2 separate regions of the Homo sapiens genome follow, and region 1 is linked to region 2. The links are chromatin contacts, found by Hi-C or POLR2A ChIA-PET in ENCODE. All regions are on one chromosome and are shown on one strand. The core of a region is the stretch at or near the end of the contact, and the rest is flanking DNA. Distances in the headings are between cores, read along the strand shown.

The links. Hi-C counts contacts between places; a loop is a spot of excess contacts on that map. ChIA-PET counts read pairs that join two places held with the same protein, here RNA polymerase II (POLR2A). Pooled maps may share reads with other maps.
Region 1: a loop to region 2 is called in a pooled map, with 2.3 times the contacts of the local background. The contact joins the promoter of TRMT10C here to the enhancer-like site in region 2. A Hi-C loop is called at or near these places in 1 of 168 maps with a recorded cell type or tissue (PC-9) and 4 of 50 pooled maps. POLR2A ChIA-PET finds 5 or more read pairs at or near these places in 1 of 52 experiments (activated T-cell).

The regions. Positions count from the first base shown.
Region 1 is chr3:101,558,695-101,565,001 of GRCh38, reverse strand. It overlaps TRMT10C (tRNA methyltransferase 10C, mitochondrial RNase P subunit), which reads right to left and starts at 3,134. Exons shown (of 2, transcript NM_017819.4): 1 at 2,999-3,134; 2 at 1-232. The coding sequence starts at 220. RefSeq lists enhancers at 2,999-3,068, 3,079-3,148.
Region 2 is chr3:99,844,482-99,851,681 of GRCh38, reverse strand. All of the region lies in intron 1 of CMSS1 (cms1 ribosomal small subunit homolog), which reads right to left. It overlaps FILIP1L (filamin A interacting protein 1 like), which reads left to right. Exons shown (of 6, transcript NM_001387850.1): 5 at 612-3,387. All of the region lies in intron 1 of LOC105374010 (a long non-coding RNA gene), which reads right to left. Among named protein-coding and RNA genes, the nearest start is that of HP09053, 24 kb to the right of the region's middle. Within about 2 kb of position 5,014, at least 5 of the 41 ENCODE cell types and tissues checked have a DNase peak (open chromatin) inside an H3K27ac peak, as active enhancers do; they include PC-9, where a contact is called at or near this core.

The sequences.
Region 1 (6,307 bases), core at 1,885-4,384, 1.7 Mb before region 2:
CACTAGATTTCATGGTAGTTTTCCACTTATCCAACTCTAGCTCTTCAGAAGGGGGTGTACTCTCATTTTTAGGATAAGTAACAGCTGGTATTTTGGAAGACATGTATCTCTGCAAAATTGTTAAGTTATTTCTCTTCCTATGAAGGGTAAATGGCACCAAAAACCTGGTGAAAGGTCTGAAGAAATTGACACTAACACTCATTTTGAGGAAAGCAGCCATGTAACAAAACCCCTGTAAAAGAAGAAAAATGCAATTAAAAATTAGACAAAGATTTTTATAACTTCTCAACTAATTGTGCAAGTATAAATTTGAAATAGCAAAATAAAATCAATTTTTGAAACACAAGGTAAAATCTTTGTACCAATTTTTTTCCTAGACTCCTGTGGTCTACAGCCTGTGATCACTCATTGAGTAAAAAGTTTAAAACTTAGTTGGGTTCTTGGCCGGGCGCAGTGGCTCATGCCTGTAATCCCAGCACTTTGGGAGCCTGAGGTGGGTGGATCACCTGAGGTCAGGAGTTCAAGACTAGCCTGGCCAACATGGTGAGAAACCCCATCTCTACCAAAAATACAAAAATTAGCCAGGTATGGTGGCAAGCACCTGTAATCCCAGCTTCTCGGGAGGCTGAGGCAGGAGAATTGCTTGAACCCGGGAGTTGGAGGTTGCAGTGAGGCGAGATTGTGCCACTGCACTCCAGCCTGGGTGACAGAGTGAGATTCTGTCTCAAAAAAAAAAAAAAAAAAAGTTGGGTTCTTATTTTAGACATGAATTTCACTATTGCTTTAGCTAAAAGGATAAGTTGAAGATCCTTTTTAGATTTTTATCTAGGGGCCCAGAGAATCAATGTTACTGGGCAACAAAGTTATGTACCACCGAGGCAGCTGACATCATGATGCTGCATACTCCTCCATTCTACACTAAGCCCAGATACAGAACCAAACATAAGATCCTTCACAAAAGCAACAAATAAAGACAAAGGACATGAAAGGTACTGAGAATGGCAACAGGTAAAAAGCACTTAGAAACTGCTGTACCAATGCCCTCGTTACAGAAATATACCAAGATCTACTGATCAAAAAATAGCAACAAATTCTTCCCCAGTTCAGGCTTTATTTTGCAGCAAATAATGTTATTAACAAAGAAAATGTCCAAGATTGAGACAAATGTATATAAATGTATATAAAGCTCCACAGTTTTATCCTAAAAGCCTGGATGTCCATGAGATATTGAAGATGCTTAAAGATGTAAAACTTGTCTCAAATTTGAAGGAAAAGAAATAAAGGGAATTCAAATTTTTACAAAATGCAAATAAAACACTTGAAAAATTCCTTCTTCCCTTGGCTTCATTTAATGACCCTGCACAGGCTCCTAGGTTTCCTGCTCTCTGACCTGTGCACTGATGTCCAGATGCCCCTCCCTTAAAGGTGGATGTAACTCCGCATTCTATCCTATTCTTTTTTTTCAATCTATACATTTCCCTTCTGAGATGTGACCTACTTCTGTGGCTTCAATGACCATGCATTAGAAAGACATCTCAAATGCAGGCCGGGTGCAGTGGCTCACTCCTGTAATCCCAGCACTTTGGAAGGCCGAGGAGGGAGGATCGCTTGAGGTCAGGAGTTTGAGACCAGCCTGACCAACATGGCGAAACCCTGTCTCTACTAAAAATACAAAAATTAGCCAGGTGTGGTGGCGCATGCCTGTAATCCCAGGTACTCGTGAGGCTGAAGTGGGGCGATTCTTCTACTTCCCAGGTACTCGTGAGGCTGATGTAGAAGAATCGCTTGAATAAGGGGGGCGGAAGTTGCAGTGAGCCGAGATTTTGCAACAAAATCTGTTGCAGTGAGCGACAGAGTAAGACTGTCTCAAAACAACAAAAACAAACAAAAAACACCTCAAACGCAACAAATCGAAATAACCCCTCTACCTTTGCTTCACAATCTGATCCTCCTTCAATGTTCTGTTTCAAGGGATATTGCTATCCATTGGTATTGTTCCCAACATATATTTCTAAGCTTATTGCGGCCAGGTCAGCAGCATCTCTAGCTATTCTTCACCTCACACTTCAAGTATTCCACCATTACTTTTCACAGCACTCTGGTGCCTATGACAGTACTTCTAACACTGCACTGTAATTGCCTGGTTATCTATTTGCCTCACTAGATGGTAAGGACTAACTAGTGTCCATGAGGACAAGGACTTTGTCTATAATGTTAACATTGAATCCAATGCTTGACAGTATTTGGCTCACAGTAATCACGCAAATATTTTTCTAATACCCTAGATCGATGCTTCCTTCATTAAAAAAAAAAAAAAGAAAAAAAAAGTTCAGCCTCCCTTTATTATTTTTTTTGAGACGGAGTCTCGCTCTGTCACTCCAGGCTGGAGTATAGTGGCGCGATCTCGGCGCAAGCTCCGCCTCCCAGGGTTCACGCCATTCTCCTGCCTCAGCCTCCCGAGTAGCTGGGACTACAGGCACCCGCCACCACGCCCGGCTATTTTGTATTTTTAGTACAGACGGGGTTTCACTGTGTTAGCCAGGATGGTCTCGGATCTCCTGACCTCGTGATCCGCCCACCTCGGCCTCTCATTGTGCTGGGATTACAGGCGTGAGCCACCGCGCCCGGCTCAGCCTCCCTTTAAAGAGAAAACAATTTACTTTAGAATCCCGGAAATATTTAACTGGGGTCCCCAGGCCCCAATCTAATAAACATTGATTTCAGAAGGAGTTTTAAAAGTTTTATTCTTGTAACTGGCAAGGACTTAGAATACCACAGAAATGAAAACCCCAATTGTAAAAAGCAATCAAGTACATCATTTCAGGAACCACTGATTTTGTTTCAGGTACTGTACTAGTTATAGTTTATTAAAATCACTGGGCTTCCTCTTACCCGTGGGCCTTCCGAACGCACATGCTCCACTAAGTGCATCTTGGAACGTCTCCGGCGTCCTCCCACCCCCAACACACACATTAGGCGAAAGAAGAAACTCGCTTACCAGGAGTGCAGAGATAGTGGTTCCCGCTGGCGCAAAGAACAGGGACCCTGGAGGACGAAGGACTCCGACGTACGGACGCCCAGGGATCCGCGCCGAAGCTAGCACGCAGCCTACCCAACAGTCTACACAGCCGACCAGAGCGGTCGCTGGGGCTCAGCCGGAAGTTCCGCCCTCTCCCTTCCGGCGCTGCTTTTTACGTCACAGCACGCAAAGAACGCTTTCTTGGCTAAAAGAAGCGCCTTAGAGGAGACGGCTGTCAGTAGGCAACTGGGTACTCGAAGACTACGCTCTCAGTTGTCACGGAGTTGTAGCTGTGTTGTGTTGTGTTTTCCTCCATATATCCTAAAAACTTCTTCTGGGCCGGGCCAGTTGGCTTACGCCTGTTATCCCAGTGCTTTGGGCGGCCGAGGCGGGCGGATCACTTGGGGTCAGGAGTTTGAGACCAGCCTGGCCAACATAGTGAAACCCCGTCTCTACTAAAAATACAAAAATTAGCCAGGTGTGGTGGCGCGCGCCTGTAATCCCAGTTGCTCGGGAGGCTGAGGCAGGAGAATCGCTTGAACCTGGGAGGCGGAGGTTGCGGTGAGCTGAGATCGCGCCACTGCACTCCAGCCTGGGCGACAGAGCAAGACTCTCTGTCTCAAAAAAAAAAAAAAAAAAAAAAAAAAACTGTTTCTAATCCTCTTTTCAACCTACTCTCTGTTTGGGCCCTGTATTTATAAACATTTGCTGACAGAGTACTAAAATAAAGTATGTTTTTTTCACACGTCTTCTTACTCAGCTTCAAACTCCTTGACGCTAGGACTTTAAACTCCTAATCTTTTTGACCAGTTTATCACCAGTACCTGGCACTATGCTTGGAACGTGATAAGCCACGGTAAGTTTCTGTCTCCTCCTAGCTCATTTGGAAAGTTTAATGTGAAATGAAATTAAAACACATTTGTAAATTGGTGGCCTTTGGGGCCAATTCAGCCTCCACATATATTTGTAACCAAACACAGAATGAACATATTCTGCAGCCATTCTACTCCTAGTAATATACCCAAAGAAATTGAAAGCAGAGACACAAACAGACACTTGTACTCTAATGTCATTGTAGCATTATTGATAATAACCAAAAGGTGGAAGCAACCCAAATATCCATGAACAGATGAATAGATTAAAAAATGTTGCATGTACATACAATGGAATATTATTCAGTCTTAAAAAGGAATGAAGTTCTGATACATGGTACAACATGGATAAACTTTGGAGGCATTATACACTGAGATAAGCCAGGCACAAAAGGACAAATATTGTATAAGTCCACCTATATGAAGTGCCTAGAATAGTCAAATCATAAAGAAAGAAAGTAGAATAGTGTTTACCAGGGGCTGGGGAAAGGGAAGAATGGGCAGTTACTGTTTAATAGGTATGAATTTTCAGTATGGGATGATGAAAAAGTTCTGGAGATGGATAGTAGTGATGGTTGTACAAGAACGTGAATGTACTTAATGCCATTGAACTGTACACTTGAAAATGACTAAAATGGAAATGTTTATATTGTATATAGTTTACTAAAATAAAAGAAGGTAGGCATAGTCTTTTCCAAATGATTTTAAAAAACGAGATCTTGTCTAAGAGACTGATTACTATCATGTTAGAAAGGTGAGGTGGTGATAGCAAAATAATCATGAGTTTACTCCCAAACATGGAAAAAAATCAAGAATAAATATCGTCTAGTAGTTATAACAAATAGCAGTGTAGAGGTTATTTTTTCTTGTTCCTGTTCTTTAAAGAGATACATCTGAAGTTTTTCCATTAATATTTTATGAAGGTTTTTGCTATATGATCTTTGTCAAGTAAAGGAAATTTCATTCTGTTAAGTTTACTAAGATTCTTTATGTGAAAAATCTTTGGAAGTGTTTCTATAAATATAGCAGAACATAATTTATTCAATATGTCTGGGATCTGACCTATTCTAGATTAAGAATATTTCCAGGTTTCAGACATCTTACCTCCAACAAAAAGCACAGTGATTTTCAAAATACGTTTTTTTGTTTTTTTTTTTTGAGACGGAGTCTCGCTCTTTCACCCAGGCCAGAGTGCAGTGGCGCGATCTCGGCTCATTGCAAGCTCCGCCTCCCGGGTTTACGCCATTCTCCTGCCTCAGCCCCCGAGTGGCTGGGACTACAGGCGCCCGCCACCGCGCCCGGCTAATTTTTTGTATTTTTAGTAGAGACAGGGTTTCACCGTGTTAGCCAGGATGGTCTCGATCTCCTGACCTCGTGATCCGCCCGCCTCGGACTCCCACAGTGCTGGGATTACAGGCGTGAGCCACCGCGCCCGGCCTCAAAATACATGTTTTGGCATAGAAAAATAGCTTGTAATATGGGATGTAAGGTATCAAAAAAATAAAAAATAAATTGTAGGCCAGGAGCAGTGGCTCATGCCTATAATCAGCATTTTGGGAGGCCAAGGCAGGCAGATTGCTTGGGCTCAAGAGTTCCAGACCAGCCTGGCCAACGTGGTGAAACCCTCTCTCTACAAAAAATACACAAAAAAAGAAAAGAAAAAGAAATAAATTTTAAAAGCAAGGAAATATATAAAAACCCATAAGACAATGTCACATAAACACTAGAATTGAAAAACTAGAAGGTCTGAATGCTCTCTCTTGGCTCATATTTCTTCTTGGAAACAATGGTTAGACCTAAATAAAGGCTGTTTTGTAGTCAAGGCACCCACTCTCCAGTTCCCCAGAGCTTATTCCACCACATGTTATCTTTTCTACACTGGTGCAAATGTCATTTGCCATGTATTTTGCCTGCACTGTTTATTATATAATAGAGAACGATTTCTCTATACCAACGTCTCTTTCAAGAGTTGGAAGACAAAGCATGGATTCAAAGATTTAGGTGTTACTTACAAAGTAGAGAACTCTTGTATTTGATTCTCTGCTCTACCTTCAATGTCTACAACAGTGCTTGGCAAGTATCGGAAACTCAATAATAATTTGCTGATGAATGAATACTAAATAGATCAGGTAAGTGATGTTAGTGGCTTGGACAACAGTGGTGGCAGTAAAGGCAAAGAAAAGGGGGAATATTTGAAAGATATTTAAGAGCTGGACATGACAGAATTTGGTGATCAATTTGGGAGAGAAGGAGAGGAACAAGTCAATAGTCTGGTTTGAGCACCTGGGCAGACAGTGAAAAGGAGTATATGGTGTGAGGGCAGAGATGGTAAGTATAGTGTTAGACATGCGGCTTTTCATCTCTCTTCAAAATAGCCAAATGATATCTCCTTTAGGATATTTGGCAGTTGGCTGTA
Region 2 (7,200 bases), core at 3,765-6,264:
CACTTTGGTTCAAGCAAGCCATTTGATAAATATAATAACCATATTAATAAAGACAGCAGCAACAACTAATACCAAATGCTTACCATGTGCCAGGACAATGAGAATCTTAGATGAATTACCGCATTTAATTTTCATAAAAAGCCCCTGAAGTAAATAAAATTATTGCCCCCATTTTTCATATGAGGAAATTGAGGCTCAGAGATGTTAAATAACTGCCCAGATCAATTAGTTGGTAAGAGTAGGGTCGGCCTTGAAGCCAGGTCTAACTGCATCATCTCAAGCTTGTGGCTATTTTCACAGCCTTCAGGCCAGACTGCCTACTAATTACATGTTACCCAAGCAATTTAAACTAAATATTCTTGCCCTTACTCTTTTACTAAGGCTCCTGGTGAAATGCAGCTGTTACTGATCAATGGTAGTCAAATAAAAAAGCAAGATAACTTTATCAAGATTTTCCTCTGTCATCAAATTCAGGAACTCTTTTGCATATTGTATATGAACTGACACAGCTCATATAATTACATAATTTCTAAATTACATATATATTTAAGTACATTCGATGAGTTACTAAAGCATCAATCACAAAATAAAATGCACTTTACATTTTTCAGATTAAAGAAGCTAATTGATCAAGAAATCAAGTCTCAGGAGGAGAAGGAGCAAGAAAAGGAGAAAAGGGTCACCACCCTGAAAGAGGAGCTGACCAAGCTGAAGTCTTTTGCTTTGATGGTGGTGGATGAACAGCAAAGGCTGACGGCACAGCTCACCCTTCAAAGACAGAAAATCCAAGAGCTGACCACAAATGCAAAGGAAACACATACCAAACTAGCCCTTGCTGAAGCCAGAGTTCAGGAGGAAGAGCAGAAGGCAACCAGACTAGAGAAGGAACTGCAAACGCAGACCACAAAGTTTCACCAAGACCAAGACACAATTATGGCGAAGCTCACCAATGAGGACAGTCAAAATCGCCAGCTTCAACAAAAGCTGGCAGCACTCAGCCGGCAGATTGATGAGTTAGAAGAGACAAACAGGTCTTTACGAAAAGCAGAAGAGGAGCTGCAAGATATAAAAGAAAAAATCAGTAAGGGAGAATATGGAAACGCTGGTATCATGGCTGAAGTGGAAGAGCTCAGGAAACGTGTGCTAGATATGGAAGGGAAAGATGAAGAGCTCATAAAAATGGAGGAGCAGTGCAGAGATCTCAATAAGAGGCTTGAAAGGGAGACGTTACAGAGTAAAGACTTTAAACTAGAGGTTGAAAAACTCAGTAAAAGAATTATGGCTCTGGAAAAGTTAGAAGACGCTTTCAACAAAAGCAAACAAGAATGCTACTCTCTGAAATGCAATTTAGAAAAAGAAAGGATGACCACAAAGCAGTTGTCTCAAGAACTGGAGAGTTTAAAAGTAAGGATCAAAGAGCTAGAAGCCATTGAAAGTCGGCTAGAAAAGACAGAATTCACTCTAAAAGAGGATTTAACTAAACTGAAAACATTAACTGTGATGTTTGTAGATGAACGGAAAACAATGAGTGAAAAATTAAAGAAAACTGAAGATAAATTACAAGCTGCTTCTTCTCAGCTTCAAGTGGAGCAAAATAAAGTAACAACAGTTACTGAGAAGTTAATTGAGGAAACTAAAAGGGCGCTCAAGTCCAAAACCGATGTAGAAGAAAAGATGTACAGCGTAACCAAGGAGAGAGATGATTTAAAAAACAAATTGAAAGCGGAAGAAGAGAAAGGAAATGATCTCCTGTCAAGAGTTAATATGTTGAAAAATAGGCTTCAATCATTGGAAGCAATTGAGAAAGATTTCCTAAAAAACAAATTAAATCAAGACTCTGGGAAATCCACAACAGCATTACACCAAGAAAACAATAAGATTAAGGAGCTCTCTCAAGAAGTGGAAAGACTGAAACTGAAGCTAAAGGACATGAAAGCCATTGAGGATGACCTCATGAAAACAGAAGATGAATATGAGACTCTAGAACGAAGGTATGCTAATGAACGAGACAAAGCTCAATTTTTATCTAAAGAGCTAGAACATGTTAAAATGGAACTTGCTAAGTACAAGTTAGCAGAAAAGACAGAGACCAGCCATGAACAATGGCTTTTCAAAAGGCTTCAAGAAGAAGAAGCTAAGTCAGGGCACCTCTCAAGAGAAGTGGATGCATTAAAAGAGAAAATTCATGAATACATGGCAACTGAAGACCTAATATGTCACCTCCAGGGAGATCACTCAGTCCTGCAAAAAAAACTAAATCAACAAGAAAACAGGAACAGAGATTTAGGAAGAGAGATTGAAAACCTCACTAAGGAGTTAGAGAGGTACCGGCATTTCAGTAAGAGCCTCAGGCCTAGTCTCAATGGAAGAAGAATTTCCGATCCTCAAGTATTTTCTAAAGAAGTTCAGACAGAAGCAGTAGACAATGAACCACCTGATTACAAGAGCCTCATTCCTCTGGAACGTGCAGTCATCAATGGTCAGTTATATGAGGAGAGTGAGAATCAAGACGAGGACCCTAATGATGAGGGATCTGTGCTGTCCTTCAAATGCAGCCAGTCTACTCCATGTCCTGTTAACAGAAAGCTATGGATTCCCTGGATGAAATCCAAGGAGGGCCATCTTCAGAATGGAAAAATGCAAACTAAACCCAATGCCAACTTTGTGCAACCTGGAGATCTAGTCCTAAGCCACACACCTGGGCAGCCACTTCATATAAAGGTTACTCCAGACCATGTACAAAACACAGCCACTCTTGAAATCACAAGTCCAACCACAGAGAGTCCTCACTCTTACACGAGTACTGCAGTGATACCGAACTGTGGCACGCCAAAGCAAAGGATAACCATCCTCCAAAACGCCTCCATAACACCAGTAAAGTCCAAAACCTCTACCGAAGACCTCATGAATTTAGAACAAGGCATGTCCCCAATTACCATGGCAACCTTTGCCAGAGCACAGACCCCAGAGTCTTGTGGTTCTCTAACTCCAGAAAGGACAATGTCCCCTATTCAGGTTTTGGCTGTGACTGGTTCAGCTAGCTCTCCTGAGCAGGGACGCTCCCCAGAACCAACAGAAATCAGTGCCAAGCATGCGATATTCAGAGTCTCCCCAGACCGGCAGTCATCATGGCAGTTTCAGCGTTCAAACAGCAATAGCTCAAGTGTGATAACTACTGAGGATAATAAAATCCACATTCACTTAGGAAGTCCTTACATGCAAGCTGTAGCCAGCCCTGTGAGACCTGCCAGCCCTTCAGCACCACTGCAGGATAACCGAACTCAAGGCTTAATTAACGGGGCACTAAACAAAACAACCAATAAAGTCACCAGCAGTATTACTATCACACCAACAGCCACACCTCTTCCTCGACAATCACAAATTACAGTAAGTAATATATATAACTGACCACGCTCACCCTCATCCAGTCCATACTGATATTTTTGCAAGGAACTCAATCCTTTTTTAATCATCCCTCCATATCCCCCAAGACTGACTGAACTCGTACTTTGGGAAGGTTTGTGCATGAACTATACAAGAGTATCTGAAACTAACTGTTGCCTGCATAGTCATATCGAGTGTGCACTTACTGTATATCTTTTCATTTACATACTTGTATGGAAAATATTTAGTCTGCACTTGTATAAATACATCTTTATGTATTTCATTTTCCATAACTCACTTTAATTTGACTGCAACTTGTCTTGGTGAAATACTTTAACATTATAAAACAGTAAATAATTTGTTATTTTTACCATTGCTTGCTGAATTTTCTTTTGGTCATTCTGTGTTATATTTCTGCATGTACAATAGAATTTTGTCTTTTGCTTATAGTCTCTATTAATTCTTCCTTAAAAACAAACAGGACCTATGTCCCATTTATGGTCAACTTCTAATCACATATTAGAGGAGAGAAAAGTGGTTCAAATAAATAAAAATTACATCTCTTTGATTTCAAAGTGAACTATAAGATCTTTCAGAAGCAAACATAACTTCATGCTTGGGATATATTTCAGTATCTCTAAGAGCCCAGCACAGTGCTTAGACTACATTAGGAACTTAAATGTTTATAATAATGAAATAAAATACTACCGAATAATTTTGGTTTTCATGAGCACATAGAAGCAGATGATAAAATTAAAAAGCTCTGACATGTGATAGGAAGCCAGAGAAAGTACATTTGGAAATATAGTTACATTGACAAATCAAGAGTTGACTGTATTTCTACCAGAGATCAAACCTCCCATAGAACATGTATGTCTACAACCAAATCTGGAACCAGCCACTGTGACATAAACTCTTGAACACTCTACTTCAAAGCAAAAAAAAAAAAAGAAAATGTCATTCTTGTTTCTTTTTCCTATGGGGTTCCCAAAACAGTTTGAATTACTTAATGTAGGTGCTACCTACCCTGTTCATAAGGGGCCTGCATTCAAAAGCTTACAGTTTTTTTTTTTGTTTTAACCTCTTACAGTTTTTTTTAAACAAGCAAATAAAAGCCAAAGATAGTTATGAACATAAGCTATAGAAAAGGCATATTTAAAAAATACAGTATGTTAGTTGAAAGAAGTAATATAGTGTGAATTTCTTCTGTGATTATTATGCCATTTACAATATAGATGAGAATAACTCAGCCGAATCCTCCTAGAAATTCTGATATCTGCCTCATGGGAGTCCCTGGGGATAATCCATACTTCTGAGCAGAGAACAACAGCTTTCAGGGAACATTTAAATTACAAGTATGGTCCCCAAGTCACATTCCAAAACGACGATTTCAGACAAAGTAGCTTATTGCCATTTCCCTTTTTCTAACCTCATAATTGTTAATTTAGTGTGGTTAATTTTATTGCCAGTTATTGATTTTAAATACAATTCATTTAGACATCCAGGCAAACTGTGAAGATCTTTAAGAATAAAAGGAAGCTTTCACAATTATCCTCCTTTCCCCTACAAAATCAATTTCATGATAGTAAAGCGAGGATTTGTTGACAGAAACACTTCCATGGTGACGAACTGCAACACCAACGCTATGGGCTTGCATCATCATTAAATAAATTTGGATGAAAGCTGAGGCTGCTGATGAATGAGAAAGCTTCTGTTTAAACACATTTATCTTAGGAATCAACAGTGACCCAACTGTATTACAAAATACATGATGGTCTAAATGTTTATTAAAACTGTTTTTAAGTCACCTTGGGCCAGAACTCTAGAAGGAATGGCAAACTTAATTTTAGCTCTTTCAAAACAGACAATGATAATGCTGCTGCTTCATGAGATCTTTTTCTAGTTACTGAGAGTGGGTACATGTAATATTTTGGAAGGCATCGATCAACTGATCATAAAATTATGAACAATGGAAATCAGAATTTAAGAACAAAGTCTTCCCAACTTTGTCACATAATGGCATAAACAAAACACATGCTTGTGTGGCACTGGGGGAAACAGATAAAGAGGCAGAGATAACCAGCCAAGGGATTCCCATCACCCCAGGTTCCTCTTGGCTGTCCCAAGTGCTGGTGGGGGACGGGGGGAGGGAAGAAATCCATTCTTGGCACACTTGTAACTAATAGAGTTTGGGAGCCAAATTTGGGCTATTCATCAGCCCACCCATTTTGAAAGGATTCAATTTCTTATGTGAGCTACAGAAATTCTCTATAATAAAGTTAACACCATAAGTCTTGTGTTCTATTATGATAATGCACAAATTCTCATTTAATCATTTGTTCCAGATTTTAACTATATAGAGGCTTCCTAAGTAGTTAATCTAACATAACTGGAAATTTACCAAACTTTCAAGGAATACCTCTTTTAGAAGTACCTCTACTGGGAGGATTCCTTCAGTATAATAATTTGTATCAGCATCAAAATAAATTTTAGGAGACAGATTAATAACGTGTAGATTATTACAAGTGTTACTAATTAAAGTTCATAAAGGCAGCATAATTTCTGCAAAACATCTTTTTTTCTATAGAATTACACCTAAAATGACACAATGTAGATTTCTGGCCTTTAATTTTGAAAAGATTTCTTATATTTTTTTGTGTGCGTGTGAGAGAGGAGAGAGAGAAAGAGATTGGAAGATTACAGAACTTCCTTTTTCATTGACAGATAATCATAGAACTCCCCCAAAAACCAGGAAGGAAAGAGGAAGTGACACTGGAAAATCTTCAGAAATCTTCATATGAAATATGTGGGGGTGGAGGGTTGTATTCTTTGGTCCATGAGGGCTCACAGAAGATAGACTGTTTTTTCGTCTCTCTGAAAAACTCATACCATTCTTTCATTGGTCTAAGTCCTCGCTTCAGAACGAAGTTTCATTTTACTCACATTCCCACTATCTCTTTAACTCTTTAAAAGGTAGAATCCTATCACAGATTCGAATGATTTTATCATGTTTTTTCTATTTAAAAGCAATGGCAAAACTTTCCCCAGGAGGATGCCACTGCTCTCTAGGGGCACTGACAAAAATAAAATTGTCATCCTTACTAGAAGGACATTGTGCATTACTACACTTGAATCTGTACACATAAGAAAGAATCTTGATACTTGTTCAATCAAGATCATGATAAAATTACATACACTCTTTGTAAGGTCTCCACAACTATATTTTACAATGCTAAGACATTAGGCTTGGGGTCTTCATGACACCAGTTTTATTAGTCCATTTTTATACTGCTATAAAGAATACCTGAGACTGGGTAATTTATCAAGAAGAAAGGTTTTATTGACTCACCATTCCTCATGGCTGGGGGAGGCCTCAGGAAACTTACAATCATGGCAGGAGGCAAAGAAAAGCTAAGGCACATCTCACCTGGCAGCAAGAGAGCGAGAGAGTGCACAGGGGAAACTGCCACTTTTAAACCATCAGGTCTCATGAGAACTCCCTCAGTATCACAAGAACAGCAGGGGAAACCACCCCACGATCCAAACGGGGATTTCAGTTAGGAGATTTGGGTGAGGACACAGAGCTAAACCACATACATAACCCATAAAGGATAAAATTAGGGGAGCTGTGAGATGGTCATAGAAGGGATATTTTATCAAAAATTTTAGAGATTTGTAGTCTAAGGATTCTATGGTCTTTACTGGTTGAAGTAAAACTCCCAATAAAAACGTTTTAGTAGCTTCTTTGATTCTGAATATTTACAAAGTGAGTCTCCTTTGAAATATGTTAGACAAAGGCAGGGAAAGACCTTTAAA